Linked DNA regions of Mus musculus: all the other regions are linked to region 2. Evidence: chromatin loops called from intact Hi-C (ENCODE). Cell type or tissue: heart. All regions are shown on one strand.

The links. Hi-C counts contacts between places; a loop is a spot of excess contacts. Peaks named below come from ENCODE experiments on the same cell type or tissue, not always from the same donor. Only the 100,000 strongest peaks of a DNase experiment are listed, where the experiment ranks them.
Region 1: it touches region 2 in a loop (2.0-fold over the local background); 2 of 42 quality-filtered maps call a loop at or near these places.
Region 3: it touches region 2 in a loop (2.7-fold over the local background); 3 of 42 quality-filtered maps call a loop at or near these places.
Region 4: it touches region 2 in a loop (4-fold over the local background); 2 of 42 quality-filtered maps call a loop at or near these places.
Region 5: it touches region 2 in a loop (2.7-fold over the local background); 12 of 42 quality-filtered maps call a loop at or near these places.
Region 6: a loop joins it to region 2, with 4 times the contacts of the local background. A loop is called at or near these places in 8 of 42 quality-filtered maps.
Region 7: it touches region 2 in a loop (2.4-fold over the local background); 6 of 42 quality-filtered maps call a loop at or near these places.

Annotation. Positions count from the first base shown.
Region 1 is chr3:52,194,797-52,198,796 of GRCm38, forward strand. No RefSeq gene overlaps it. Among named protein-coding and RNA genes, the nearest start is that of Gm30074, 17 kb to the left of the region's middle. In heart, a CTCF peak has its summit at 1,746 (motif pointing left); DNase peaks (open chromatin) are centred at 1,535, 3,385 and 3,675; H3K4me3 peaks cover 1,848 bases; H3K27ac peaks cover 2,312 bases.
Region 2 is chr3:51,559,400-51,563,399 of GRCm38, forward strand. It overlaps Setd7 (SET domain containing (lysine methyltransferase) 7), which reads right to left and starts at 1,424. Exons shown (of 8, transcript NM_080793.5): 1 at 1,119-1,424. The coding sequence starts at 1,158. It overlaps 5031434O11Rik (RIKEN cDNA 5031434O11 gene), which reads left to right and starts at 586. Exons shown (of 5, transcript NR_160686.1): 1 at 586-809; 2 at 1,350-1,490. In heart, CTCF peaks have their summits at 624, 1,233, 2,011 (motif pointing right) and 2,215; DNase peaks (open chromatin) are centred at 362, 772, 1,332, 2,072 and 1 weaker place; H3K4me3 peaks cover 2,718 bases; H3K27ac peaks cover 2,549 bases.
Region 3 is chr3:53,461,759-53,465,758 of GRCm38, forward strand. Nhlrc3 (NHL repeat containing 3) reads right to left here and starts at 1,500. Exons shown (of 7, transcript NM_172501.2): 1 at 1,302-1,500; 2 at 554-706; 3 at 1-21. The coding sequence starts at 1,385. It overlaps Proser1 (proline and serine rich 1), which reads left to right and starts at 2,037. Exons shown (of 13, transcript NM_173382.2): 1 at 2,037-2,561. The coding sequence starts at 2,517. In heart, no CTCF peak of the experiment used is centred here; DNase peaks (open chromatin) are centred at 1,523 and 1,933; H3K4me3 peaks cover 3,522 bases; H3K27ac peaks cover 2,032 bases.
Region 4 is chr3:53,015,221-53,019,220 of GRCm38, forward strand. Cog6 (component of oligomeric golgi complex 6) reads right to left here and starts at 2,003. Exons shown (of 19, transcript NM_026225.3): 1 at 1,826-2,003; 2 at 249-392. The coding sequence starts at 1,978. In heart, no CTCF peak of the experiment used is centred here; a DNase peak (open chromatin) is centred at 2,011; H3K4me3 peaks cover 1,510 bases; H3K27ac peaks cover 1,117 bases.
Region 5 is chr3:51,646,078-51,650,077 of GRCm38, forward strand. It overlaps a transcript of Mgst2 not described here. Among named protein-coding and RNA genes, the nearest start is that of Mgst2, 13 kb to the right of the region's middle. In heart, a CTCF peak has its summit at 2,444 (motif pointing left); DNase peaks (open chromatin) are centred at 2,444 and 3,514; H3K4me3 peaks cover 1,516 bases; H3K27ac peaks cover 2,475 bases.
Region 6 is chr3:51,478,821-51,482,820 of GRCm38, forward strand. No RefSeq gene overlaps it. Among named protein-coding and RNA genes, the nearest start is that of Rab33b, 3.1 kb to the right of the region's middle. In heart, a CTCF peak has its summit at 2,439 (motif pointing right); no DNase peak of the experiment used is centred here.
Region 7 is chr3:52,099,644-52,103,643 of GRCm38, forward strand. The region is part of intron 1 of Maml3 (mastermind like transcriptional coactivator 3); the gene reads right to left. Among named protein-coding and RNA genes, the nearest start is that of Maml3, 3.4 kb to the right of the region's middle. In heart, a CTCF peak has its summit at 2,425; DNase peaks (open chromatin) are centred at 2,408 and 3,128; H3K4me3 peaks cover 2,483 bases; H3K27ac peaks cover 2,351 bases.

The sequences.
Region 1 (4,000 bases), 640 kb after region 2:
ACTTGAGTAGCCTTTTAGAGAAAGGTCAAGGGCTTCTGGGTCCTTAAACCGACTTGGGCAGGTCGGAGCATGACAGATGTATTTCTCTCTCAGTATACCCTAACAAGGACAAGGCATGGTGCCTCCTTCACTGCTATTCAATCTCTGCTTGGGTAGCAGTGTCTAGATGGGGATAAGCAGTCACCAATCGCCAGGCACAGACCAGCGCTTAGAATACAGTTTTAAATCCAGTCCCACTCCTACAAAGCTCTTTTCTACTAGAGTATGGCTCTAGTCATCTGGTGGCCAGCAAGAGTTAAGAAGCCTCCTTAAGTGTTTGGGGTGACAGGGTGTCGTGGTACACGCCTTTAATCCCAGTACTCCGGAGGCAGAGGCAGGAGGATATCTGAGTTGGAGGCCAGCCTGGTCTACAAAGTGAGTTCCAGGACAGTCAGGGCTACACAGAAAAACCCCGTCTTGGAAAACAAAAAACAAAAAAACAAGAACAAACAAACAAACAAAAGTGTTTGGGGTGATAGCTGGGAATCCTGTGGGGGAAATGTGGCCTCGCAGGACTACTGTTCTCTTCCTGGAAGGGAAATGACCTTTCTGACTCAAATGAGAGAAGCTGCTGTCAGCAATTGCTCGATTCACCTCCGGTATGTCCGTGGATATCTCAGCGAACTTCCATTGTTGTCTGTAAGGTAGTCCAATTCTAACCATGAAGTTTAACCAGCTACTAAATGGGGGAGCCAGGACTTCAACTTGGCAAGCCTGACTCCAAAGCTAATGGTATACACTCCTGTCTCAGAGAGTCGCAACAGAGACTGGGTATAAATCACAAGAGGATAAATTCCAAATAGAGGAAGGAGGTCTCTCACAGCTTTGGCAAAGCCAAAGATGGGAGCTCAGACATCTTGATGGCCATTTACTTGCACATCCAGTTGTGCCCCTTTCCCTTCTAACTTGGTGCTAGCGATGCCAGGTCTGTCCTAAGGATTGTAGACAGTTGTTTGTGCTGTCTGCAACCCCCACGCCCCCAAGTGAAGCACTATCTTAAAATAAATAATCAAGACTCAGAAGGCTAAGTATCACAGCCTGTGACTGATAGGCTGGTGAGGTGAAGGGTTGGGGAGCAGGGTGGGGAGTCGGGGGACGGTATTAATAAATTCAAGGTCACAAAGCTCCCACCTGCCTATACACCTTCACACCAGGTTCTCCTGCAGAGGCTGGAGGCTAGGTAAGACATCTAGACTCCAGGTGCCAGCACAGGCCAGCGACGAAGAGGGGACAAGGTCCTCAGTGACTCCTCCTGGGGGTGGACACGCGTGGATGCCGGGGACAGATGTCTACTTGGGAGCCTCCTGCTGCTCAGAGGCAGGTCTCCAAGCCCCGTGGGAGGCTGGGGTCAGAGGTGTGTGGGACTCCCACACTAGGGTCGCGGTTCTCCTATGGCGGGAGCCAAGGATGCAGCAGCTCTTCCCGGGGACAGAGACCAGAGGGAGGGCGCCCTGCCCAGGGCCGCCGAGGCCCTAGAGGCTTTGTGTGTTTGGAGCCAGAGCCCCCACTTCCCTTCCCCGCCTCCTTCCCGCTCTCTTTCTCCGGGACCTAAGTCCCAGTGGAGGTTCCAGCAATTAGCACGCAAGGAGGGGGGCGGCCGGGGGCGGGGGGGGGGGCGGCGGCTGCGGGAGGCGACAACCCCGTCCTTGCCACCGGCCGCGCTTCCGCCAGCACTGCCTTCGTGCGCCACCTACCGGCCATCTAGGAACACTGCAGCGTCTGCCTGAACTGTTCCTAGGCAGATCTTGATCTCCGTGGACAATAGACAATGGGATTTTTTTTTTTTTCCTGAACAATGATTTATTTTAGGGGGTGGGGACAAGGAGAAAGGAGGGAGGAAAGGAGGGAGGGAGGAAGGAGCACTGTGTTTGTCATCGCTTTAGAAAAGAAAAAAAATCTCTGTTCTGTCATTGTTTCTGCATATCCATTATATGGAGGACAAAAGAATCCGGTCCTGGAACAACAAAGCCAAGGGAAATGTTTTCCGTGGCTGACATTTAATTGTGAGCACACGGTGCTGCATTATCATGGGGAGAGACTGGAGTAGGGGCATAGGCTGGCTTCAAAAGCCTGGGTTCTTTGCTTTAGCGTGTCCCATTTTGTATGGCCTCAGAGAGCCTCACTCAGATTGTGTGTTACACACAATTCCATAATTCTATAGTTTTTCAACCCACCGCAGGGATTCCTTGTGGATCATTTCATAGCTCCTCCAGAGTCTGCTCTTTTGCAGCTTGCAGAAACAGTCAGCTTTTCTTCACAGCCTTCATATGGATCCTTAATAAAATAATCTAATCCAACACACACACACACACACCGCTATCCTACCAGAGCTGTTGGAGACATTGGAGAACTTAGTCCCAGCCTGTCATTTGACAGATGAGAGAGGTGAAATGCTTATCCAAAGCCACACAACTAATTAGAGATAAAGGCAGGACAAGATCTGCTTTGCCCATCCTGGTCTTTGTGACCTGCCTCTTGCCGTTTTGATGCCCAGCAACCTCTGGCCTGACCAGTTCACAGCCATGGTCTCTTCCTTTCTGGCAGCCATTGAGCTTCCTTGCAGGAAGATGGGTGAAAACTGAGGGGGTGGGACGGACAGGCTTCCTAGCTCAGTGGCAATTCCTTCATTTATTTCTCCTTTATACAATGAAGGGGGCAGTATCTTTATTGGTTATTTTTTGTTATGATAATATGCAAAACTGACTGTAGCTCTCCATAACTCTCCAGAAACCATTTCTCTTGTGATACAGGGTTTGAACTCCTGTGATATAAGAACAAGGAATGTCTTCCATCTTTGGGACTATGTTTGGCAGTCTTCTGATAAAGGGGGCAAGTGGCTCCCCCCCAAAAAAACTTCAGTAATTCAAATTTCTTTGCAAGACCCTGTGATATTATTATTATTTTTATTATTAATTATAGGGGAGATGCAGACCACTGATCATGTGCTAAGAAATAGACACATTTTTTTCTTGTACCAACTTGCAAGAACATCCCACCACAGCTACAGTTGCCTTTAAAGTCCTCCAGTGTCACACTAAAACAGTTTCAAATAAGCCAGGCACAAAAGCAGCCGGCATGCCTTACACATCGTTCAGCCTGTTTAAAGCAAACAGACCCACCCCACGGTCCACAGACAACTAGTCAACAAGCAGGCGAAATTTCCAAACAAAAGACCAGAACATTCCGGAGCTCTCTTTAAACTGTCTTCTAAGAGCTGGAGAAGGAAACACTGGGTGGGCAGGCCGTGCCCGAACCTTTCGGCTGGGCTTCCGCACTTGTAGAACATTGGTTTATGCAGGGACCATGTGACACGGTAACAGAGAGCTCAGATCTCTAAATCTCGTTTTCCTTTGTGTCATCCTCCCTCCACCCCCTCCTGGATGGTGAGTCACCCGTCTCTGCAAAAAAGATCCACAGTTCAGTGATGTCCTAGGTGACAGCCGCATGCTCTGCCTTGGAGATTCCGCGCACATCGAGTGTGATCGACCGAGATAACAGAGGTTGGAAAAATCTGTGAAAGGGTTGAGCTGTTCCTCAGATGTGGGACATTATTTCCACAGGTTCGACAGTCTGAAGCATGAATATTACTCACTGAAACACTGCCATAAGAATTAGGAAAAGAAATCAGGACCGATTTTTTCAGGTAGGTGTATAAGGGTCCACATCGGGGATGAGGGGAAAGCCAATCACAGAGCTCATCCTAGGGAATGCGTTCCCCTCATGTTGCAGTCTGGTAAATGCTAGAATCTTGGTGACTCATTGCTTCCCCGATGTCCTTATTTGGTAGCATGCAAATAAGGAAAAAAAAAAAAAAAACACGATCGTTTCAGATTTAGATTTCCTCAAATCGTGGTGTGAGCAGCTATTTTTACTTTTGCTTCAATCACCATTCTCAGTAGTAGAAAGTTTATTTAGAGTTGTAAAAAGCTGCTTTTTTTTTTTCATTTGCAGGCTAAATTTA
Region 2 (4,000 bases):
TTCAACCACCGACTTAAAATTAGTCAGTTGCTGTGTTTAACAAATTCTGGAACAACACTACGCAATCTTGCAAAAACATCACGGGAACACTATCTGGGATAGAATAAGATAAATAATAAATACGCTTAAGAGTGTTTTCCAGTGTTCGTTGTTACAAAATCATAACCTCTCAAGCCACAAACAACGAGATTGTATAACGTCGCCACGGACGTTTTATAAGTAGGGGGGCAAAAAAGAAAAAAAAAAAAAAAAAAGAGGCGGAGAAACTCAGCAAAACACGGTGGCGACGGGAGTCGGGGGAGGGGTGCGCAAGAGGGGGCGGAGAAACCTGACACCCAGGCGGTGATATCACCGGCAGCCGACAGCTCGGAATTCAGAAAGTTAAGTGTCACCCAGCAATTTGGGTCCCGGCTGGAGCGTCCGCACGGCGCGCCTGCACCTCGCTGGGAAGCCGGGAGGGGGAAGGGCGGGTGGCTGAGTTCGCCCAGGGGCAGGGTAGCCTGGTGGGGAGCGGCGTGCTCTACCTAGCCATGATTTCATCTTTTTTTTTTTTTTTTTTTTTTTTTTTTTTTTTACCCCGGAGGAGCGGCCAGGGCCGCCATGTGCCTGGTGTGCGGCCGGGTGCGTTGCGATGGGAGACCCACCTAGACCCGGCCCTGGTGGCCATGGGACGCAGCGACTCAGTCAGGAAAAGGGCAGGCGGTCGGAGAGGGGAAGTCGAGGTGGCTGAAACAACGCTGCCCCGCGGAGATCGCGGGCCTCAAGGGACTGCCCTCCCATCCTCCATCCCCGCAAGGACTAAGGCCAAGGTGCTAGGCAGCGTCGCAACTCCCAGGGAGGATGCTGCCGAGGCCAGGCGGGATGCAGGGGCCCAGCTTTCCCAGGGCGGCGGACCCCGCGGGGCCCCATTCCCCGCCCCTGCCCCGCCGCGCCCCGCACGCTCCCGGCGGCGTGGCGTAGGCAGTGCAGCCCCCGCCTGAGCCGAGCGACCCGCCATCCGCTTAGGGACCGCGGCGGCCTTCGGCTCGGCCCGGCGCGCGTCGCAGACCGCCACTCTTTTGGCGCTTTCCGCCCCAGGCGCCTGTCCCCACCCCAGAGTCCTGGAGAAAAGCTTGTACCTTCCACGGCTTCCTCCACCACCTCATCGTCGCTATCCATGGCGGCTGAGACCCTACCCAGCCCGGGGCCGTGCGGCCGGCTCCCGTCCCTCTGGGTGCTCCTGGTGGCTGAGCGAGCGCTGGAGCTAAGCCCTGCGAGTTTGGAGGAGGGGGAGGAGGGGGAGGAAGAGGAGGAGCAGTCGGGGCGGCTCGCGCTGCCTCCCCCTACAGTCCTTTCAATTCCTCCGCCAGCCGCGGCAGCCGCAGCCGCCGCCCCCTCTCCTCTCGTCCCCGGTCCCGGAGGCTCTGGGGTGCTGCCGCCACTGCAACTTTCTCCTGTGATACCCCCTCTTTGTTATGGAGCAGCTGATCCGCTGACATCACCCGGCGCCGGTGCGCTCCCTCCCTCGTTGATTGACAGTTCCCTGTCCTTTCCCAGAAGTGAGGATCCTTAGAACCCAAGGTGCTCCGGAGCTGCGCCGCCTCTTAAGACCAGGCAGTGGGCAGACCAGGCGGCGTTTACCTTTTGGCTTGGTTCACTGTTCGCCAGCCACGCGGTCCAGGTCGCCGCCGGCTGTTCGCTAGCGCCGGGGGCCTCGAGGGTACCCGCCTGGGGTGGGTGAGGGGCTCAGAGCACCTGATACCCCACGATGTGCCACCAGGGACTTGGAAGTGCGTCATGCTGGGTGTTCCTACCACTATCTCACTCCTGGACAGCTGGAGCGCACTCGGAACTAAGGAAGCCTTTGGTTCCTGAGCTTCTACTTCCTCTTGCCCTCGAGCCCCACTTCACTCGGCTCGCTACTGCCCAGAGTTGCAAAGTGCGGCGGGCCCAGGAGCGCAGGTGCCCCGTCCCCCTTCCACTGCCCAGCGCTGCCTCCACAAGCCAGTTCCCTCGACTCCAGGGGGCGTCCTGCGTCCTGGATTCCTCCCGACTGAACGTCCTACCCAGGAGTCCCCAGTCTCCATCTTCTTTCGCATCTCCAGGCCCCTAGAGAGATCCAGGAATTCAGCAAACCCAAATGGCAGCAGGCTGGTAATCAGGCCGCACCCGAGCTTTGGCCGATTCCTTCTCCTTGTCTTGAAGATGGAGCCACCAAGCGGAGAGCCGGAGCCAGGACCCTGTGTCTAGCGCTCCTCCTTCTCTCGCCTCCGGTCCTGTATTTGTGATGTCCCTAGATGTTTCTTTAGTTTCTCCAAGTGCCAACCACTTCACAGACTCAGGCATCTTTGAGGGAAGAAAACTCCCTTCCCAGCCCAGCCACTTAAAGAGTGTCATTATGTCCTCTTACAGGTGGCAGCAAAGGATCTCTTTAAATAGCGGGTTAAATGCATGCGCATGTACCCAATGTACTGTGGAATTACCCGGTGCTGGTCTGGCCTTCTGCCAAGAACAGTCATCGTGGCGGGTGGGAAGGATGGGGCAGGAACCAAAGAAAGTTGTTCCTTTTCGTTTTCTGAACAATAAATGAGGCAGGATTTCAAGTCACTTCCAAAGCCTGAGAGAGTCCCCCCCCTCCTTAATTTCTTAAATGCCTTTTTTTTTTCATTTTCTTTTTCTTTTTTATTTAAGGCAGGATCTCCTGTAGCCCGGTCTCTCACCTCTAACTCACTGTATACAGGAAGACGATTTTGAGCTAATCATCCCGCCTCTATCTTCACAGCCCCGTAATTACAAACCTTGGCAGCATGCTGAATTTATAGTACTGGAGATACAATCCAGACTTTTCCATGCTAGAAAAGCAAGCTCTCCACCAAATGAGCTGCACCCCCACTGGCTGATATATGTCAGCCAGAAAAAAAAAAAAAGTAAAAGAAACAGGGCATGGTGGTATTAATCGCTGCACTAGGGAGGCAGAGGCAGGTAGATCTCCGAGTTCAAGGCCAGCCTGTTTGGTGTATAGAGTGAGTTCCTGGTCAGCCAGGGCTACATAGAGAAATACTGTCTCAAAGGGAAAACCACTTAAGAGAAAAATTATGGAGACACTAACCCCAAATACCATCAGAAATGTTAGCTCCATTCTGACTGCGTTCGAAAGAGGAAGGTTGTGGATGTGGAGTTAGAAGGCTTAGGGTCCAGTCTCCTTCACCTGCAAAGTGCACCAGGGTGGCCACTCTGGCAGTATGGGTTCCTCTTCTGGGCATTAGATACTCAGGCCATATGGGGAGGGACTTCTGTGGTTTAGGCTGGTTTACTCTTTGACCCTTTAGCCTAGGCTACACCACTGTACACACTGGCTCAGGCTACGCTGTCCTGAAATCTTCCATACCCCTCTGAAGTCTGTCTTGGGATTGATCTCCTTAAGGGTCTTCCAGGACAGGTACCAGGGACCTTTGTTAGGCTCCACAGAAATCTACACCTGCAGGGAAATATGAAAGGATACCTTCAGATTATAATTTAATCTTTTTTAAAAAACGATTTGATTTGATTTATGTGTGTGTGTACACTCATGCATGTGTATACGGCTGCATGCTGTGTGTGTGTGTGTGTGTGTGTGTGTGTGTGTATACCAAAGGAGGCCAGAGTGCATTGGAACCCTGGAGTTGGAGCTACAGGCAGTGGTAAGCCCTTGAATGTGGGTGCTGGGAACCAAATGTGGGTCTTCTGAGACATCTGCAGCCCACATAACATCACTTGAAAACATGAATACAGAAACAGGATTGTACTGAGTGTGTGTGTGCACATGTCTGTGAGTGTGTGCTAGACAGAGTCTCTCACTTGCCTAGAACTCATGGAGTAGGGTAGGCCTCAGATACCCACCTGTTTCTGTCTTCCCGGTGGTTAGGTTGCAATCATACACCTCCACACTTGTCTTTTGTTGCTGTGTTGTTTTGAAACCATGGACTCGGGAGTTGACGAATCTCCCCGGTCCTTATTCAGAGTTTCTGAAAAGGCATTTACC
Region 3 (4,000 bases), 1.9 Mb after region 2:
CTTGGGGATGTTATCCCCTCTCTGAAGGCACACAAAAACAACTGCTTAGAATCACTCAATAGGAACGCTAATCTTTACTTTTGTCAGAGAAATCAAAATGAAAGTATAATAAGAAATTTAGAAGTGTGTAAAAAAAAAGCACTAACTTCAAAACTTAATAATTTCTAATGCATACAAATCTAAAATGTGCACTTGAAGCCAACTCAAAATTAAATTGCATAGTTAGCATACTATAAATGCAGCAGGCTATCTAGGTGGGAAACACTTCTTTCCTTTCTGTTCATCTTCTTTTTTTCCTTTTTGTCATGCTCAGATTGACTGTTCTTTTATTATTCCTGTCTGTTGTGATCAAACTGAATGTATATAATTAAAATTAAAAAAAAATCTCTAGTTGAAGAGATGGCTGAGCAGATGAAAGTGTTTGCTAAGCAAGACTGACACTCAGAGTTCAATCCTGGAAACCACTGGTAGTTGATAACCGCATTAACACTCTGGTCTCTCTTGACCTCACAGGCTCACATATTAAAAAAAAAAAAAAATGCATTCTACTTACTTGGGCTACGTAAACTAACCCGTTGAGGGAATCAACTGCAACACAAAATGTTGCACCAGTGAAGTATTCCGAATTCTTGGGCCAACCCAAATCCAGCCGGAAAAGAGGGTCCTCCATTCTCCAGGAAACGTGAAAAGAAAATGTCCTTGAAACCTCAAATAAAATCAAAATACTCAGATTCAGTTCGACAACCAGAAGGTAGCCGGAAATAAGATTGTATATCTAAAGATCAAAACAACCATAAGAAAAGTCTAATGATGACTTAAGAGTGTAGTAAGAGCTGGGGAAAATCCAGTGTGTGTGTGTGTGTGTGTGTGTGTGTGTGTGTGACTTAAGAGTGTAGTAAGAGCTGGGGAAAATCCAGTGTGTGTGTGTGTGTGTGTGTGTGTGTGTGTGTGTGTGTGTGATGTTTACTTATTTTTATTTAGACTTGTGTGCATGAGCTCGGGTGAGTTTATGTGCACCATGTGCCCACAAAGGCCAGAAGAGGGCATCAGGCTCCCTGGAACTGGAGTTACAGTGAGAGAGTGAGCCTTCAAGTTGGTGCTGGGAATCGAACCTGAGTCCTCTGAAAAAGCTGCTCGAGCTCCCAACCTCCGCGCCACCTCCCCAGCCCCACGTGCATTCTTTTTACACTAAATGAGAGGACGAGTCGTCAGCTGCTGAGCCCCAGGGGAGCAGGTTTGGGACCCCAGGGGCTGTACCCCTCGGTGGCACCCACACCCACAGCCTTCTGCCTGCTATTTACCAGCGAGCCACAGAAGCGCGAATGCAAAACCAGACAGGAAAGGAAGAAGGCGGCGCCCGCCAGGCAGACCCAGGCTCTCGCCATCGCGAGGGTCTGGGAGGCGAAAGTCAGCGAGGCCTGAAGCCGGCTCTAGGGCAGAGGCAGACTAAAGCACCGGGAAACTCGACCGGAGAACCGCCGAAGACTAATTCCGGGTGTCCTGCTCCTTGCTCCGCCCCGAGTCAGGCGCCCAGCGAGTGACCCTGGTCCCCACGCCGAGGTGCTCCTGGCCACTAGGATGGCGGCGTCCGCAGATCTTCCTGACCTACTTACTCTTCGCTCCTTTAAACTCACTTTCAAGAAGCAAAACAGAGCACCGAGAAACTGAAGAGTTAGGGGATCGTGACACTAAAACAATGACTACCACGCTCCGAAAAGGACTTTAGTCACGTCTGCTCCACAAGCATTCAGGCTTCTGCCGTGGACGCCTATATTCCCACACTAGGACCCCGCCCCCCCCCCCCGACGCCCCAAACTAATCATTTGTGCAAAAGCGACTTAAGGTGGCGGTGCACCATTGCGTCTTGTGGGCGCGACACGCTCTATCAAAGGTCCCCTGGAGCTGGTGGGGCATTTAGGGGAGCACCCGCTGGGCGCCTGGCCGTATGAGCGCTGAGGTGCTCGAGAGCCTCCCTTCGCAAGGCTCTGGCCCCCTTCGTCCGGCTCCTAGTGCGCCCCGGCCGCCCGCCCGCTCCCGGAAGCTACGAAAGCCCGTAACAAAGGACCTGCGGGGGCCGCCGGTTGCCGGAGCTGCGGGACCCCGGGATCGGGCGGATCGGCGGGTCTGAGCGCCCGCGGGGCCACGTGTCCCGGATCACGGCGGTGAGCGGAGCGTGGCTCGGCGGCCTTCCCCGGAGCACCCGGCTGTCGGCACCCTCCGGAGCCCTGATTTCTGCAAACGCACAAGCCCGCTCTGCTCTGAGCAGCTGAAGCTTTGTGTGAAGAAGCTACTGAAGTCTGATTTTTATTTAAAAAAACAAACAAACAACAACAAAAAAAAACCCAACTTTTTCCAAGTTTTCGTTCTGGGATTTTTTGTTTTGTTTTGGTGCAGTTTGCAATACTCTACCTCCTCGCCTCCTTTCTCCTCCTGGTGTATTATCCACGAGACGAACCTGGGATGAGCGTTTTGTAATTGCAAGAACTGTGAGACGTCACGACGGAATAGTACTCAAGATGGACAAAAAGTCCTTTGAGACGGTGCTGGATGAAATTCGAAAGGTAATTGACCTTGTTCCCTGAAATTCGTCTGAGATAATAATGGTCGTGAGTTACTTTCTTTGAGGTGTTGTGTGTAGTCAGCAGAGGAACTTGAACTTTCCTGTGTAACGTAAGAACTTGCATCTTGGTCCGTTGCACCGCTTAAATAGAAGATAAACCACCTCACTGCTAAACTTGGGAAGTCATTGTGGTACGGGAATTACGTTTGTACTACCTACAGCCCCGGAGCCAACTGTAAATCCGTAATAACTGAGCTTTTGGTTGACTGACATTTATTCAATGTTAACATGGTTCGGTAACAGGAGTGACTAGGCACTGGAAGGGATGCCGAGAAAGTTCTTTTCCAGATCTCTTCCCCTGCCTTTGCTCTCCTTCCATCTTTTTGACACTGTTTATATTTCCTATTTCCTGGAAGGAACCAGGCAGCAAAAAAAAAAAAAAAAAAAAAAAAAAAAATTTGGAATGTAAGGTTGAGGCTAAAAGTATCTCTTACATAAAAAATAGCAGGTTGCCTGTTTGACAGAAAGGGCAGTGCTGTGACCTCACAGCATCTCACAGCTTGCATCTGTTCGGCATCTCAAACGGTGCCCCTGACTGGCACTGCAAAAATTGGCGCCAGATCTAGAGGTTTTTGTTTTTGTTTTTTTGTTTGTTTGTTTGTTTTTTGAGACAGGGTTTCTCTGTATAGCCCTGGCTGTCCTGGAGCTCACTTTGTAGACCAGGTTGGCCTCGGACTCAGAAATCCGCCTGCCTCTGCCTCCCGAGTGCTGGGAATAAAGGCGGGCGCCACCACGACCAGCGGATCTAGAGTTTTGTTTTGCTCTTTGTAAGACCCCTTTTCCTCCCTTCCCCCCTTTTCAGATAACATATATTTAATCTTTCATATTTGGTGGTGCTGAATTTTTTTCTTTTCAAATAAACTTCTGCACTTGCTGAGTCTCATCTAATTAAAATTTGAAACAAAATGTCTTTTTATCATGTACTTAGAATTTGCCACAGTTGGTTTCTGAGCTGTTTTTTAACCATTCTGAGAAAATAAATTTTAAGTTAAGGTAGACATGAATGCAGACATGCATATGTCTATCTTCTCCCTTCTCAGCCTTGTAAAAATGTCTGGTAATAAATATCAACGAGGGAATCGGAAAGGCTCCAGAGATAAAAGTCTGTTCAGACGGGGTAGCCTTCAAGGCCACAGTTCTAGTCTGCAATCAAAATGTGTCGCCAGTTGGCTTTGCCAGATGGAGAAGACAGCGACAGTGTCTTAGTCTACTAAAATGCAGTAAAATAGATATGGGCGTTTTTAAGTAGGGGTGGTGCTATAATTTTTAGAAATTGCTTTAGATTTTGTAAATGTCCATGCCAATGGGCCTCCTCTTCTGTTGTTACTGTACACCCACAGGTAATACTGGCTCTCACTTCTCAAAGTAGAAGCATGTGAG
Region 4 (4,000 bases), 1.5 Mb after region 2:
CTGGAAAACCATTGAAAAAATGTGATTTTTTTATTAAGAAATTACAATTCTTAACATAATTTCTCAAAATAAATATTGTAAGTTTTTAATAGAGGTAAAGAATTTAGAAATGACAATAATTCAAATAAAAGCTTTTAAGTTGGCTTCTAGTTGACCAGTACATTATCAGATACATTGCAATTTAATTAAAAAAAGTATCAAAACACCAAACATATAGCTCTCCATAAACACTAAAAGAAGTTACATACCTCCTTCACGTCTTTGAAGATGTTTACAAACTCCTCATTGATGGCTAAGCTTCTGCGTTCAATATCACCACGTAAATTTCTTCGAGTCCGCAAACTATTTTCAACAAAAAAGGCTGAAAGGGCCTTGAGAGCTTCCAACATCTCCTGCCGAAGTGACAACAGAGGGACATCATTGGGGCTGACTTTTCAGTGGTTTCCTGATATCCAGCCAAAACTCAATAAAATTATTTTCAATTGACTTATTTCCACTAAATGACTCAAAAAGTAATATCTGACTTAATTAATAAGCAGTAAACTTACTTCCAGGACACAATTCACAGTCTACTTACATATAGTTATATATGTAAAGGTAGTACACAACAGAATTGCTTTGAACTTTAATATATTTGTTAATTTTTACAAGAAGGTAATTCCCGTTTTTCATTTAACTTTATTTTACATCCTGACCAGTTTCCCCTCCCCTACTCTCCTCACAGCCCCTCTCCCCTCCCTCCATTCCTCCTCCATTTCTGAGAAGGCAATTCTTTATGTAGTATATGTTCTGAGAGACTGTAAGTGAATTGTCAAAGTGTAGAAAGTTATAGCACCAAGTATCATGAGATAAAAATATGTACATTTATACTGGTTTGGTGCAAAAGAAACTGATTTTAGTATGCCAATTATAAATCAATAGCTCAAACACCTTTATTAATTAAAACAGAAACCTTTACAATGGACACATTTTTGCCAATGAGTTCTGGATTCTGTGAACTCTTAGGGAGCTTCCAGTTGTTTGTGAACGTGTTTTTTCCTGCACAAAGTTGTCAAGATGCTTGAAGAAGTGAGAGCCAAAGTCAGATAAATGCAGGCAAAACTTTATAGCTCGATTCACTCAAATTGCAAAGAGTGGCTTGTGTGCCTGGCAGTTGGGAGTGCTGGAGAAACGGGTCTACTATGTTGACCAGTCCTTGCAGCAGGGTTTGAAGTACTGTGGTTCACAGGGATTCAGAAAGTTTTATTCATCAGACCCGCAGCAAATTTCTCAAATCAGCGACCATGACGTTTTTGTTTTGTTTTGTTTTTTCTCGCTGTTTTGTGGACCTAAGGTCCGCTTTGAGAAGCGCTTTGTAGTTTCTTCTTGATGCTAACACTGGGCTTGTCATCCCAAGCTGTCCTACTCAGTATGGCTTTTGGTAGCATGTCACAACCCTATCTAGCCCAGGGCTTTATTTATAACTCAGCATGTTAATGTTCTGTTTTTGACACACAGGAGTCAAATTCTTGTTGACAGCTTATTTTTACTTACTTCTATCTTTACCCACGTCTTTACGGCTCCCACCTTACTGTATTCTTTTGTGCCACGTAGGCACGGCTATACCTGGCTACTCAAAGCTGCAGGGGAGACAGCCAGCTCTGATAAGAGCCGCGAAGTACTGCTCTAGACGGTTAAGGGGAGGGCGTGCGGGAAGGAGTTCAAGTAAAGGACACAGCAAGAGCGCAAGGGCAGGGCACAGCTACCCCAAAAAGCGCTTCCCTACGCCTAGGACAGCAGCAGCTTCTGCCCGAGACCAGGGGTCCGCCCCGCCCCCTCCGGTTACCTTGTCATTTTCTAGCCGTGTCTCCAGGATCTTGTGCAGCTTACGCGACAGCGGATTGTTGGGCTGCGCGGGGGTCGCACCTGCCCCATTACTGAAGCCATTGGCGGCCCCGGAGGCGGGGACCGCAGCCACCTCCCCGCTGGCGTCAGCCATCGCTGACAGACCCGGCGTAACGGAAGCACTGCGCTTGTGCACTCACTCGCGCATGCGCACACCTGGCCGCGCATGCGCACCGCGATCCGAGACGCTCTACCTGCCCGGTTTACTTTAAAATCCTGGGAGGCGAGGACACGCTCAGAAGAGATTGGAGGTTGTCTACAAAGTGAGTTCCAGGACAGCCAGGGCTATACAGAGAAACCCCTGTCTCGAAAAACTAAAAAAAAAAAAAAAAAAAAAACAAACAAACAAAAAAAACCCAACAACAACAACAACAAAAAAAAGAGGTTGGAGGTTGTAAAAGAGACTTCAGGAATCTGAATCTTGAAAAAAAAAGCCAAAGTAATAATGTAAAATATGTAAAGTAATAATGTAAAGTATATGTAAAATATGCCGAAACCAGTAGCTGGCATGCATGCATGATCAACAGAACTGATTGCAATTAAATTTCGTTTATCTGAATTCATCATTCTGAAAAGCATCAATCGAAGCTAGAGTATTTGCCAGGGCTGCTGGTGTGCACTGACATAAATAATAAACAAGACAGTAAACAGAAGGCAATGAAGAGACAGAGGAAAGAAATGAAATGCAGGCCAAAGTGGTTACTCAAGAAGGCTTGGAAGGACCTGGCCTTTAATTTCAGATTTAAAAGAGACCTAGAGCTGTGAGAAATCTCCAAATAGGAGAAAGCCTACATGTAAAGGCCCAGAAACAAGGAACTTTGCATTCTCACAAACTGACCAAAGGCAGTGTAGCTGGAAAGCAGTGGGCAAGAAAGTGTTTCTCCTGTATGCATGTGTGTATGTGTGTATGCATGCATGCATGGATGTGCACTGTATACATGCAGTCCCAGTGGAGGCCAGAAAGGGCGTCATGTCCCCCTAGAGCTGGGGTTATGATGGTTCCAATCCGGGGTCCTAAGAACTGAACCTAGGTCTTACACAAGAGCAGCTGTGCTCTTAACCACAGAGCCATCTCTTCAGCCTGCGATATCACTTTTTGATTTACAAAACACGGTGACAATTATCAATAATGGCCATACTGTGATAGTGTTAACTGATCTTTTTTATTACACCTGCAAGTTCAGATTCACATTATCGAGCTAGTCTTATTTATTGGCAGTTGCTCTGTGGTAGCAACTCTCTCGCCATAACATGTTACTGGGCACAGGCACCCAAAATTTCAAATCTCTATATACTAATTCCTGCAATCTTCTTTAATCCTTTTCAGCTACTACAGCAAAATGCTCTATACTTGGTAGCTTACAAACAATAGAAATTTATTTCTGATTGTTCTGGAGGATGAGAGGTCCAGAGTCAAGGCACCAATGGCCCTGGGTTCTGCTGGGGTCCCTTTCTGTGTTCATGGATGGACATGTTTGTGCTACTAACCTCATCTGATAGATTGGAGGGATGAGCTGGCTCTCTGAGAGCTGTCTTATAAGATCATAACTAACTCGCCCTCTTCATCTAGTCATAGCTCAAGGTTCAGCCTCCAAACAGCAGAGACCAGGAATTCTGTGTTTGCATTTTAGGGAAACACAAGCATTCAGACCACAGCACCACTCTTCCAAGGATGTCAGACCTTGTAAACCTTATCAACTTCTATATGCCTTTTATATTCTCTTCAAATAACAACTTTCTTGCTACCACTTCTTTAAAATAATTGATTAATTCCCCCATGCAAAGTCTATAGCAATAAAAATGTATAACTCCTAAGTTCCTCATGATATGTAAATAAATAAATAAATAAATAAATAAATAAATAAATAAAATTCTGACATTTTTGTTCAGTATTTGCATGGGCGGGGGCCTTACTCCACTCTGTATTTGTACTCCAGTCAAGTCAAGATTTTGCTGTGCACCAACTTTTGCCTCAATAGCAGTAAAGTAACGATCAATAACCAATCCTATAGAAGCTGTTCTTTAAAAAAGAAAGCAGAATAAAATGGGTAAACACTATAGGTCTTATTCCCACAACTGTCACTAAGCTGTTGCTGGAATGCAAGATTTCTGTCTT
Region 5 (4,000 bases), 87 kb after region 2:
TACCCCAGCAGTCTTGGGCTTTGCCCGCGGAGAGTTAAGATTGCAGATGTGTGTGTTTATTAACTCTGGGTTCTGGAGTTAAAACTTAGGTCTTCATGATTGGCAAGAGCTTCACCCACTGGGCCATCTCCCCAACCTTCTCCTCTTCCTCCTTTTCCTTCACCTCCTCATTCACCCATGGAAACTTCAAACCTCAGCTCACGCCATGTCTTGTGTCTGCCCCTCTCCAGCCCTCGCGCATGCCTGCCCCTCCCCCTCTTCCTCGACTCCCAGTGTAATCAGCTCCCACATTACCCCACAGAGGTCCTCTAATAACGGATTTTCTTGCCATCTCTGCCATCAGAACGTGGATTCCGTGTTTCAACTGTCTTGAATCCTCAGTCCTCAGGACAAACACTTGACATGTTCCAGGTGCACAATTAAAGGTTGCCATGGATACTGAGGGCTGACCATTTCCTTTGGTGAAAAGCTGTCTAAAGCCTCCACCCACTTTAAGATAAGGTTGCTTGTAGGTTTCTGAGTCTCGAGAGTTTGCTGGGTACTCTGGACTGTATCGCCTTAGCAGATGCATGGTCTGTGGACACATCTTTTACTCCGTGGGCTCAATAGTCACCGGTTTTGGAACCTTTTGTAGTTCTAACCTATGCTCTCTCACTCATGCCTCCCAGGTTAGCCCTGCCTCAGAAGTGGTCTCTGCTCACATGGGGGTGGTTCTTTCCATAGCTCCCGCTAGTCCTGAAGTTTTTCTTAAGCCCTGATCAGCTGGTATTGAATCTGTCCCTTTCTCCTTGCTGTGACAGATTGTCCGACAAAAGTGATGTAAGGCAGGCAGGGTTTGTAGGTTCAGTCCATCACCACAGGAAGTCCTGATGATAGGAGGGTGAGGCATCCCCAGCCCGGAAGCCAGGGGAGCTGAGTGCTCCTGCTTCGCTTGCTGTTCCTCTCTTACCCAGCCTGGGAACTCATGAGATAGTGCAGCCAGCCACATATATCTTGGATCTCCCCAACCTGGTTAACCTAGGCTAGAGACTAACTCACCTTTATGCCTGGTGGTTTGTCTCTTAGATGATTCTAGATCCTTTCAGGTTGTTAATACATATTTAAAGATAATTTATATGTAGGTGTAGGTGTCAATGTATGATTATGTGCAAATGTGTGCGCGCATGTGCATGCGTGTGTGTGTGCGCGCGTGTGTGTGTGTGTGTGTGTGTGTGTGTGTGTGACTGTAGAGGTCAGAAAAGGGAATCAGATCTCCTGGATATGGAGGTATAGGCTTTATCGAGCCTTTAACCTTCATGAGTGTTGGAAATTGAACCCGGGTTCTCTGCAAGAATAGCACTTGCTTGTAGCCACTGAGCTGTCTTCCCAGCCCTGACAGTAAACATTGACCAGCGGTGATGGCTAATCTCAGCTGTCAGCTTGACCTCTACAATCACATTTGAGACAGGCTCTGCACACGCCTGTGTAGACCAGATTCATTAGTCTTGATTAGTTTAATTGGAGTGGGAAGATCTGCCCATTGTGGGTGGCATCATGATGGCCCCATACATCTACTTGTGAACCAAATATAAACCCTTTCTTCTTTAAGTTGCTTTTGTCATGGTGTTTTATCACAGGAACAAGGGAAAAAATGAACACAGCACTGCAGATGTCTTTATGGATTGTTGACATTGTTGAGACATGTAGTGTCATGTGATGTGTGTGTCATATGTGTTATGCATATGGTGTGACTTGCTATATTGTGATATGTTTGTGTTGTGTGGTGTGTTGTGGTTTGGTGTGGTATATGTCTTGTCATGTGACGTACACATTGTTACCTGTGAGCTGTATATGTTCAGATACACTGAATTTTGATATATGTTGTGATGTGTATACTGTATGTGTTGCTCTTGTTGCACTGTAATGAGCATCGCTGCAATGTGATGTATTGTGATGTGGTGTGTGTCGCAGGTGTTGTGATGCGGTGTGTGTCTCCTGATGTGATCAGAGCATGGTGTGGGCTGTACGTTGTGATGTGTGTGCATTGGGTAGGTGTGCGGGAAGGCGTGTACCAGAGAAAAGGCTTTCCAATAGCTGCAGGAAAGAGCTGCAGCTTAAAGCCTCTCCATCATCACTCAGCCTGTCGCCGCCCTCTCTCTTCAGGACACTCTCTTCTCTGACGTGGGTGGGGATTAGTGCCCTGCCCTGTGTCAGGAATGGAGAGAAAATAGAATCAGATGTGGGTTAGCAGTAGGCTGCGGAAGGAAGAAAAGCTAATTCACTTATAGCCTGCCGAGAGCCAACCAAGTATCCCGGTGGGAGACAGGGGCAGGCAGAAGGCTTCACTTTCTTAAATAGAACTCTGTTTTGACATTCTCCTTGCTGCCGCTCCCCCCACGCATGTCTGTCTCAAGAGCTTTGGTAAGAGGCAGGAGTTTGCCTATAGTTGCCCCATCTGGTGGCAAGGCTGGAGAACTGCAGGCTGCGGGAGCTCTGAGCCATGTCCATCCTACTATGCTCAGACTGCTCCAGGACAAGGAGCAGGCAAAGAGGGATGGAGTTGAATATAATGGGAGGACCGCAAGAGCGCACAATGTGTTGAGCTGGAGAGAGTGACACGCGGAGTTTGCGCCTCATCAACTGTGTCATCATCGGAAGTCCTTCGTCTTTTTTGTTTTGTTTTGTTTTGTTTTTGGAGACAGGATTTTTCTGTGTAGCTGTGGCTGTCCTGGAACTCAGAGATCTGCCTGCTTCTGCCTACCGAGTGCTGGAATTAAAGGCGAAACACTATGCCTGCCTGGCAGTTCTCTCTGTCTTTTTTTGTGCCTCACTTTTTCCTTGTGAAAAATGTGGGTTGTTACTGTGAGGATCTTGTGAAGACCTGCCAAGGTAAAGTCGCCCATAAGAGTAGACACTGGACCATGTGATCCCTGTCACGAGTCATCTCTCTTCCCTGCTTCACCCCCACCTTGAATTTCCCTCCCCTAACATGACTGTACAGCTGTTCTGAAGTTTCTGCTGTAGGCACTGGTGCGTTGAGATTCGGTGGGCACCAGAGTAAGAAGCAGGTTAGGGGCGTGCAGCCCCCTAGATCTGGGACACTACCAAGGCCCGGCTATTACTACTGATAGGGTCATGTTATGTAGCAGTAACTGGCCTGGAGCCCATACTGACCCTGCCTCTCTGCCTCTTGAATGCTGGCATTAAAGGTGTGTGCCACCATACCTGGCTACATTACTAGTTTATAAGATCTTCTCCAGGTCTGGAATATTACTAGTTTTATGATCTTAAAGTAACATTTACAACAGCAGAAGTCAAAGGCACCAATGGCAAAATAACTTGCAGAAGACCAGCGTCAGCCACGCCTAGACCTGGCCATTTGGGTTAAAGGTGAGAGGGAGGACGGATGATTCTTACGAATTGGAAACAACAACACATTAACATTTTCCTCTCATGGACTTTCTTAAACAGTAGGATAGCCTCTCTCTCCCTAGCAAGCTTTGGGATCTAGGCATGTGATTTCAGAGGGCGGCTCCTGCAGGAACTTTGCTTCTTCCTGTAGCTTGACCTCTGTCTCCTTTGACAGAACGTTTTTTTAAATACATGACTCAACTGCTGAACATTCCCAACCTGGTATGCGGAAGATACCACTCAGGAGAGTAGATTCACACAGCCCTAAGGCTTCTGGGGGCCTGCGGGTTAAGAGCCGTGACTTTGCCATGGACTTGGTGGGCTGGATTCTATTAGTATTGTAAGCGGTGGCACTTAACTGAGCTACTTGGTCAGGGTCCATTTTTCCTCTCATTAAGTAGAGCCACCTTGAAATAAGTCAGGCAGGGCACACATCTTCCCCACTTCCATCATCAGACTCACCAAGGGGCTGCTCTCTAAGTTTCTTGACCTCATCTCTGTCCCAAGCAAGCACTCAGGTCAGTGTTCCATCTTGGCTCCACTGTAGCTGATCAGCATCCTTGAGGTTTGGGGTGTGGGGTGCGGGTGAGGAGGAGGCTGGGGTGTGCTG
Region 6 (4,000 bases), 81 kb before region 2:
TAAATGAATCCCTATTATGAGAATTGTGCCAGGAACTTTGGCAGTAGAGCCAACGTTGGTAAAAGGATTGACAGGTTCCAAAGTCGTCAAGTAAATTTACCTGCTGAGGGTGTTGACCAAACATTCTGGGTAAGACTCCAAAATCTAGCTGGTATTTATAGTTATTAAAAGGTAGATAATTTTGTCACTCAGCCTCAGTTGTATCTGGGATGTTTTCTGCTGGTTAGTGTTTATTAAAAAAGAAGCAGGATTGAAACTATTTCTTGCCTCTCTAGAGTTTATATTATTCCTCACCATGGTACACCTGGAGGTCTCCATTTTCGATCTGCCTTCACAGAAGGTCCAGAATTAGTAAGATTATTTTCTTTGATCCTGTGACTCAATTGCCAAGTAACAGCACAAACTCTAAAGGTTTCATACCACAGCAGTATAATGGAGTTGTTGCAGCAGCCTGCAGGTAAGTTAGAATCAGGTTACAGACTGACTCATGTCTCAGACACTGTACTAAAAATTTCTAGGTCAAACATTTAGATATAACTTTTAACTTTTTTTTCCCACTGTAGCCCAATGTAGAGTAAACAAGGTTATTCTTGTCAGTATTGCTATTTTCATTATTCCTCGTCATTATCGCCTGCTATGGCTCACTAGGCCAATATTTAAGGAAGCAGTTTATAATTCTTTCCTTGATACCCTACAAATTTTAACTTTTACAAATTATATTTGTATAAAATACAAGAGTGTTGCTGGGCGGTTATATTGAATGCTTTTAATTCCAACAATCTTTGAGTTCAAGGCCAGCCTGATCTACAGAATGAACAACCAGGGCTACACAAACAAAACAAAACCAAATCCCACCCCCACCCCCAATCCAGTAACACAAGAATGTCTAAATAGGAATGGATAAATTGAACTATGTAAAGTTCTGTAGCTAAAATGAGTAAATTAGCAAAACTTAATTAAGAATTGCCTTCCATGGAGCTGGGGAAATTGGCTATCTTGGTAAAGTCTTGCCAAGCAAGCCTGAGCACCTGAGTTCATGCCCCTGCACCTACATAGAACTCAGGCTCACTTAGAATTTCAGCCTTTGGGAGTTAGAGATTAGAGGATCCCTGGGATGCTGGCCATAGAGGTGAGAGGATTCCTGGGGTGCTGGCCATAGAGGTGAGAGGATTCCTGGGGTGCTGGCCGGATGGCCTGATACAGAGACCTTGTCTTCAGCACTCAGGCTGGTGAAGTAGCTCCAGGTGAGGGCCTCAGACATCGAGTGCTGACCTGGGACTCATATGGTGGAACTCCACTGATATCCATGTGTATGTTGTGATGTGGCTCCTCACACACATGCACACAGATATGTAATTCAAAAAATAAGATAGGGGCTGGAGAGATGGCTCAGTGGTTAAGAACACTGACTGTTCTTCTAGAGGACCTGGGTTTAGTTCCAGCACTTGGGAGACAGAAGCAGGCCTGCTCTACATAGCAAGTTCCAGAACAGACAAGGATCTCTGAGAAACGTTCTCTCCACACCCCAAAGGATTGAGATTGATAGAGGATACCTGACATTGATCTCTGTCATCAATCTGGGTGCACACACGGTACACACTCATCAGCACGTATATACGTACTGTAATTGTACATAGATTTAAACCAAAAGGAAAAGTGGAATGTAACTGATACATAATAGCCCAGAAGGAATGATTTGTACCCAGTTGAAGAAATACATGAAGAAGGGGGGTTGTAAAGAGGAAAGATAGTTGCAGCAGGAAAGAAGTATGAAGAGAGGTTTGCTGGAGAAATGGTGTAGAATTCAGAGAGGATGCTCCTGAAAGTCTGGTGTCCCAACTCCATCTCCCAAGGGTTGGGATTAGAGTGCACCACCACACCCAGTTTTATGAAGCTCTACAAGTTGAACCCAGAGCTTTGCGTATGCTAAGTAGGCACTCTCCCAACTGAGCTATGTCCCAGTTGAAGCAGAAAAAGTGTCTTAAGATTTTTGAGATATATATATATATATATATATATATATATATATATATATATGTGTGTGTGTACACATATGTATGTATATGTGTAGTGTGTGTGTGTGTGTGTGTGTGTGTGTGTGTATGGTTTTTCGAGACAGGGTTTCTCTGTGTAGCCCTGGCTGTCCTGGAACTCACTTTGTAGACCAGGCTGGCCTCAAACTCAGAAATCCGCCTGCCTCTACCTCCCTAGTGCTCGGTTTAAAGGCGTGTGCCACCATGCCCAGCTCTGACTTTTATATTTATCAACTATAAAATGATAGTTGTAATTAAGTGACTTTTCAAAATAACTACTTCTGGTGCTAGAGATCAAATGTGCCTCACAGATGCTAAGATGTACTCTACCATCAGCTCCAGTATTACTCTTTATGTTACTAAAAATGGCTCATGGAAAAGAGTGCATTCTCCCTGTGTAGCCACCAGAGGGCACCAGTGAACAGTTTAACAGCCATACCCAGCATCCTATTTTGGAGAAATCACTTTTTCACTATATATATCTACTGTAGAAAAAAAAAAAACCAAAAACAAGTTTAGTCATTCATAAATGTTATCCTAAGAGAATTGTTGAGATTTTAAGGGTACTGGGGATCAATGCAGGGCCTTGTTAGGTAAATGGCTTACCACTGAGTTTTCTTTTTTTTTTTTAACATATACATATTTATTTTTTATTTGGCATTATAAGGACATAATAGGTATACTGCTTGTTTGAGAGAGAATCTTTATGTAGTCCTGGCTGTCCTGGACCTCAGTATATAAACCAGGCTGGCCTTGAACTCACAGCAGTCACCCTGCCTCTGCTCCTGCTACATTCAGCAGGTTGACTTTGAACTTGAGATCCTCCTGCCTTATCCTTCTGCGGACCCGGGATCATGGCTATGTGCCACCTTTCCTGGCTGACAAACTATCAGCTTAGGCAGGAACTAAGAGTTGGGAGAAAGAATTCTGGGAGAGAAGGAGGTGGGAAGATTTGCCAGAAAGATACGACGGGATGAACTCATGGTACCTGAGCACAGGTAACCAGCCACATGGCAGAATGTAGGCTAGAATAAACGGGATATTTTAATTTATATCTAATCAGAGAAGAACCTAGCTATATGGCCAAGATATTTGCAGATATATTTTGAGTCTGAGTCTTATTTCTGGAAGGAGTAACCAGGGCCCAACCACAATGTCCCACAGTGCAACACCAAAATGTTTATAAACAGTACAGTTCCTTGTATCACTTCTTCATGCCTCGGGTCTCCCATGGAGGCAGAAAAAGCCCAAGGGCCAGGTGTTTCCTGAGAGCACACAGAGTTGCTTTACAGAAGTGCTATGCACTGACGAGATTTAGAGAGTCTATTCAAGCATCCATGTCCACTCATTTCCACTCAAGTGAAAGAATGTTCATTGTGTTAAATATAAGCATTTTTCCTTAGTGGGAGAGAAAGAAGGCCTCTGTCTTAGTTATTCTTCTATTGCTATAGCGAAACACCATGACCAAGACAACTTAGAAAATAAAGCATTTAATTGGGGGCTTGCTTACATTTTCAGAGGGTTAGTCCATGATCATCATGGCAGCAGCCAGGCTGAACTTGAATCATGATTATCCTCCTGCCTCAGCATGTACTATTATATCATGCAGTTCTACATTTTCAATGGAACTTCAATAGGACCCAAGTCTCAAAATGAAATGTTTAAAATGCCCAGGATGTAAGCCCAATTACTAAGCATTCAAAGAATGCGGGAAATCTCAGTCCTCCTAGGAAAAATGCTGCCAACACTGCACACAGATGGTGAAATTATCTCATGAACTATTAACCATTTAATGGAGGTTAATTCTCATTTGTCTCATGTCTGTAAATTCAGGCAAAGTGATCAACAGCTTTCTTCCTGGGCTCTTTTCTAGGGATATTTGTATAGCAATCGTTTTTTGCGTGATAAAAAATATTTTTTTCTTCTTGTTCTAGGGGGAGTCTTGTTTGGTCTCCAGGATGAGAAAA
Region 7 (4,000 bases), 540 kb after region 2:
TTAAGGAAAGAGAAAGAAAAGTTCACAGTTTTCTCCAGGCACACTAAGTCAGGTAATGGGAAATTTGCAAAGACCATCCCTCTTCCCCAGATAGCAGCCAGATAGGATAAGTCCAGGCAAAGGTCACCATAAAATAAAATTTTAAAAGGCAAACAGGATTCACGGAGGAGAAAAGTTCAGTAGTGGGCTAGTATATTGGCATTTCCTGGCTCTAAACCAAGGATAGATGGGACCATTTTCAGAAGGGGTGCAGTTATATCCAATATTCAGTGATTAATACATATATAATCGAATGAATTTTATGCGATAAACTCTTCGGAGCATGGGTTCCACAGATTTACACACTCTGCAAACGGTCTATAAATTGTTGGGCTGTTGACAGGGAGAGCCATGAACAGCACATTTCTCCAGGGTCAGTAAGACTACAGCCATTTTGAGATGTCAAAACCACGGTGATGTGCTTCTTGGTATCTCTAAACGATGACATCCTGGTCAAGTCCGTCCGTCTTGGGCTTGAAAAGCAAAACATAGCTGATCTTAACACTGGACCCAGAACCTGCTCCAAGAGCTGGAATGAACGTATTTTGCTAACAGAAAAAGATCTTTGGAAAGACAACTTCTCCACTGAGATTCTTAAATTTGTGAAGTCAACAGTTCTCACCAAGGGATCTTTAGGGGCCAGGGTGGGGGGCCTTCTGTAAATATAAAATGGTGATGACCAATGTTGGATTTCTACCTGTGTAGAAAGGACCTGTCACTTGAATATACACTCAAATCTGGGAGTGTGGCCTGCTCTATGTATGCAGCAGCCTACAGAGAACCCACGATGACCTAAAACAGGGACTGGGCAAGACTACTTGCTCCCCACCTCCCGTTGCTTTTGGCTTGCTAGTTTGTGTTGTCTGTCTTTCATGCCTATGCTTGTAAATGTGTAAGACAGAAAAGCAAAGCCAAAGAAGCAACGCCCTCATTAGATTGTCCTCTTAACCCAAGCCAGGCAGAAGGAGCCAATCGATATTTAGTACTTTGGACATATTGGTCCTAAGAAGGTGAACAATAGCAATAAAACAGAAAAGAATCCTTTTCGATTTTATTTTTATCATCACTGTTGTTTGGCTGTGGCTGATCACCGTTTTTCTTTAGGGCTTTCCAAATAGTGAGTCCAATCTGAGAACTAAATTTAATTGCTTTGTGCCCCAACAGAGTACCACTATAATCCAGCAGTCAATTCAAGAAAATGAAGAGGAACATTTTCTTAGTAACCCATCTTGAAGTTTTTTTTTTTTAATCTCATACATAGGATAAGCTTAAAGTAGTCTTCCATCCCAGAGGCGGATGTGAATTCTGAAACTAATTATTTTCCAGGAAAATGTAACCCATAAAGGATGGCTATGTTAATTTCTGTCTCTGTACACAGACTCTACACACACGTCTTTGCTTAGGATTGAAACGGTTTATTTTCATCCCACGCGTCACACATTCTTCACACTGGCATCTGTGAGGTGCCTGTGATTCGGCAGAAGCTAGAATATACTGTTTTGCACACGGGTTTGGTATTTCTATAAGTCAATAAGCTAAATTATTGAAAACTGGTAGAAAAAAATTGATTTTCAGGCAATCGTTTTTCAAGTTTGTTATTAACTTGCCGAAGTAGAATTCATTGAGAAATTTATAGCTGTTGTCTTCATCTATTCAAATAAGCATTATATTTTCATTTTGAAGTTAACCACTGTCTTGGGCGAGCTCCCTCCTAGGAATTCTCAGAATACAGGCTGGCTGTACCTGCGGGTGTCTTAGCACAGAGGCGCCCCCCACCCCTGTCTTCCTTCCACAACCTAAAGGTGGTTAAGGGAGTACAGAGCCCAGAGAAAAAACTTTTTGGCTCCTGACTCTACTCCTTTTGCCTTCGAACCAGGTCTCTAAAAAAAGATAGTGGCTTTTGTTCCACAGTCGTTCAGTACCCCGCCCCCAGCATCCATCCCCAAAGGTCGTAAACTGTATCAGAAGACGGGAATTTTGGATCTCACGCAAAAAGTCCATTTTGATGCAATTGGGAACAGAAGGTGTGTGAACATTAAAGGGGGTTGAGGGGCGGGCAAGAATGGAATCCTTGATGCCTGGCTTATTCTACTACAGCCTCAGGTTCGCTATCTCCCATGACTGAGAGTGAGGGCAGGGAGGGGGACTAGGGGACTGCGAGAGACACAGATGACACCTAGGTCCCCCAGCTACAGTCAAGACCCCGATCTCGTCCCAGCTCAGGGTACAATCAGGAAAAAGCCAGTGTGTGCGTGGTTTAGAGCTTCCTGTTTTTTAAGACAGAAGCTCCCTAGAAGACTCTGGGACCCGGGTTCTTCCTCCCACCGCGCTGGTGGCCTGGGGCGGCGGAGGGGGCAGGGCCGGAGGCACTGGGCGGTCCCGGGGACTGCGCAGGGCCGCCAGGCGGACAAAGCGCCTCCCGCTCCCTCCCCCACGGCCGCGTTCCAAAAGGGAGGGGAAGGAGGGCCCGGGGGGGGGGGGTGGGGGGTGGAGAGGGAAGCACGCGAGGGAGAGAGGGGAGGAGGAGGGCGCTGCCGGCGGGACTGGGCGGGAGCGCACTGAAGAGGGAGGGCAGGGAGGAGGGGCCAAGGAGAGCAGAGAGGAGGGAAGGATTCTTGAAGCCCAAGATAAACAAATTGTTCCTCTTCACGTGCGGGGTGGGGGGCGGGAGCGAGCCAGCTCTGAGGCCTTCCCCTCCCCCACACCGGCTCTTTGTCACCGCCCGCCCTCCCGAGCGCCCGGCGACACTGGCACCACCCCTGGCGCTCCGAGATCCGGAACGTGCGCGTCGCAACAGAAAGCACTCGGGAGAGGGCGGCCGGCACCGGGTTCCGTGCAGCCGGTGAAGGCACGGTGGGGAGAGCGAGCGCGCTCCGTGGAGAAAGCTATTACCGGGGCCCCGAACCTAGCGACACGGTGGGGGAGGGAGTGCACACACCTTTCCCAAGCTTCCGGCCTCCCCCCTCCTCCTCTCCCAGAGAAGAAAGCTAGAGAACCCTAGAGAGGAGATAAGAGAAAGGATTCCACCCTCGGGGTTAGGGGTGGGATCGGCCCCTTCCTCCTCCTAGCACTTAAGCCATTGGCTGCGCATCCTCCCGCGAACCCACCCACCCGGCCATTTAAGCCTTTCTCCTCCCTGCTTTCCTCCACTCCTCCGGGCTCGTTACCCGTCGCCGGAAAGTTGGTGAAGTGCGAGGTGGGGGCAAGTTGGAGAAGAGGATAGGGAGCAAGCCTAAGCCTTAAGGCAGGGTCAGAGCACAGCTCTGGCTCCCCTGCGCCCCCGCCTCCTTCTCGACCCCCTCGCAGCTGCCCCACCTGCCCTGCCACAGCCGCGGGTCTAGAGCGACGAGCGCAGCGCTCGCGCGCCCGGCATCCGCGCGCGCCCCCACGAGTACGCGCGCGCAGCCACCCTCACTCGCTTCTCACCCACTTCAAAGTTCATTCACAAAACTCTCAGACTTTCCCAAGCCCAAAGGAGAGGAAGTCAGGGACTCTTCCTTCCCCTCCTAAGGGTTCAGGGCCTGGCGCCCACTCAGAATGTGCGACAGCATCAATTTCTCCCTGCACCCGGCGGATGTGATGAGAGGGGTGGGCGAAAGGGGACCTATCTGGGGAGGCGCGGTGGTACAGAGAAAGGTGAAGGCGGGGCGCGGAGAGGAGCAGCGTGGTTTCTACTCCTGGGTTCACTCTGGTTCGCATCGATTTCTAAGACAAGGAGGGGGAAACTTTTCCTGCACCTCACTCTGGCACTAAAGCTCCCTCCTCCCCTTGGAGTCGTGACTGGCTTCTCTCCCTCTCATCCCTTCCTCCCCAAATCTGACAACCCTGACAGATTAACAGGTAGCGGCGGCGGCGAAAGCGTTTACCCTGAGAAAAGTTGACGTTAACCCTTCGTCTCCATCCCACCTCATCCCTCGGTGCAAATCAGACCCTCACAGCCCCCAAGCCAGGAACTCCACGC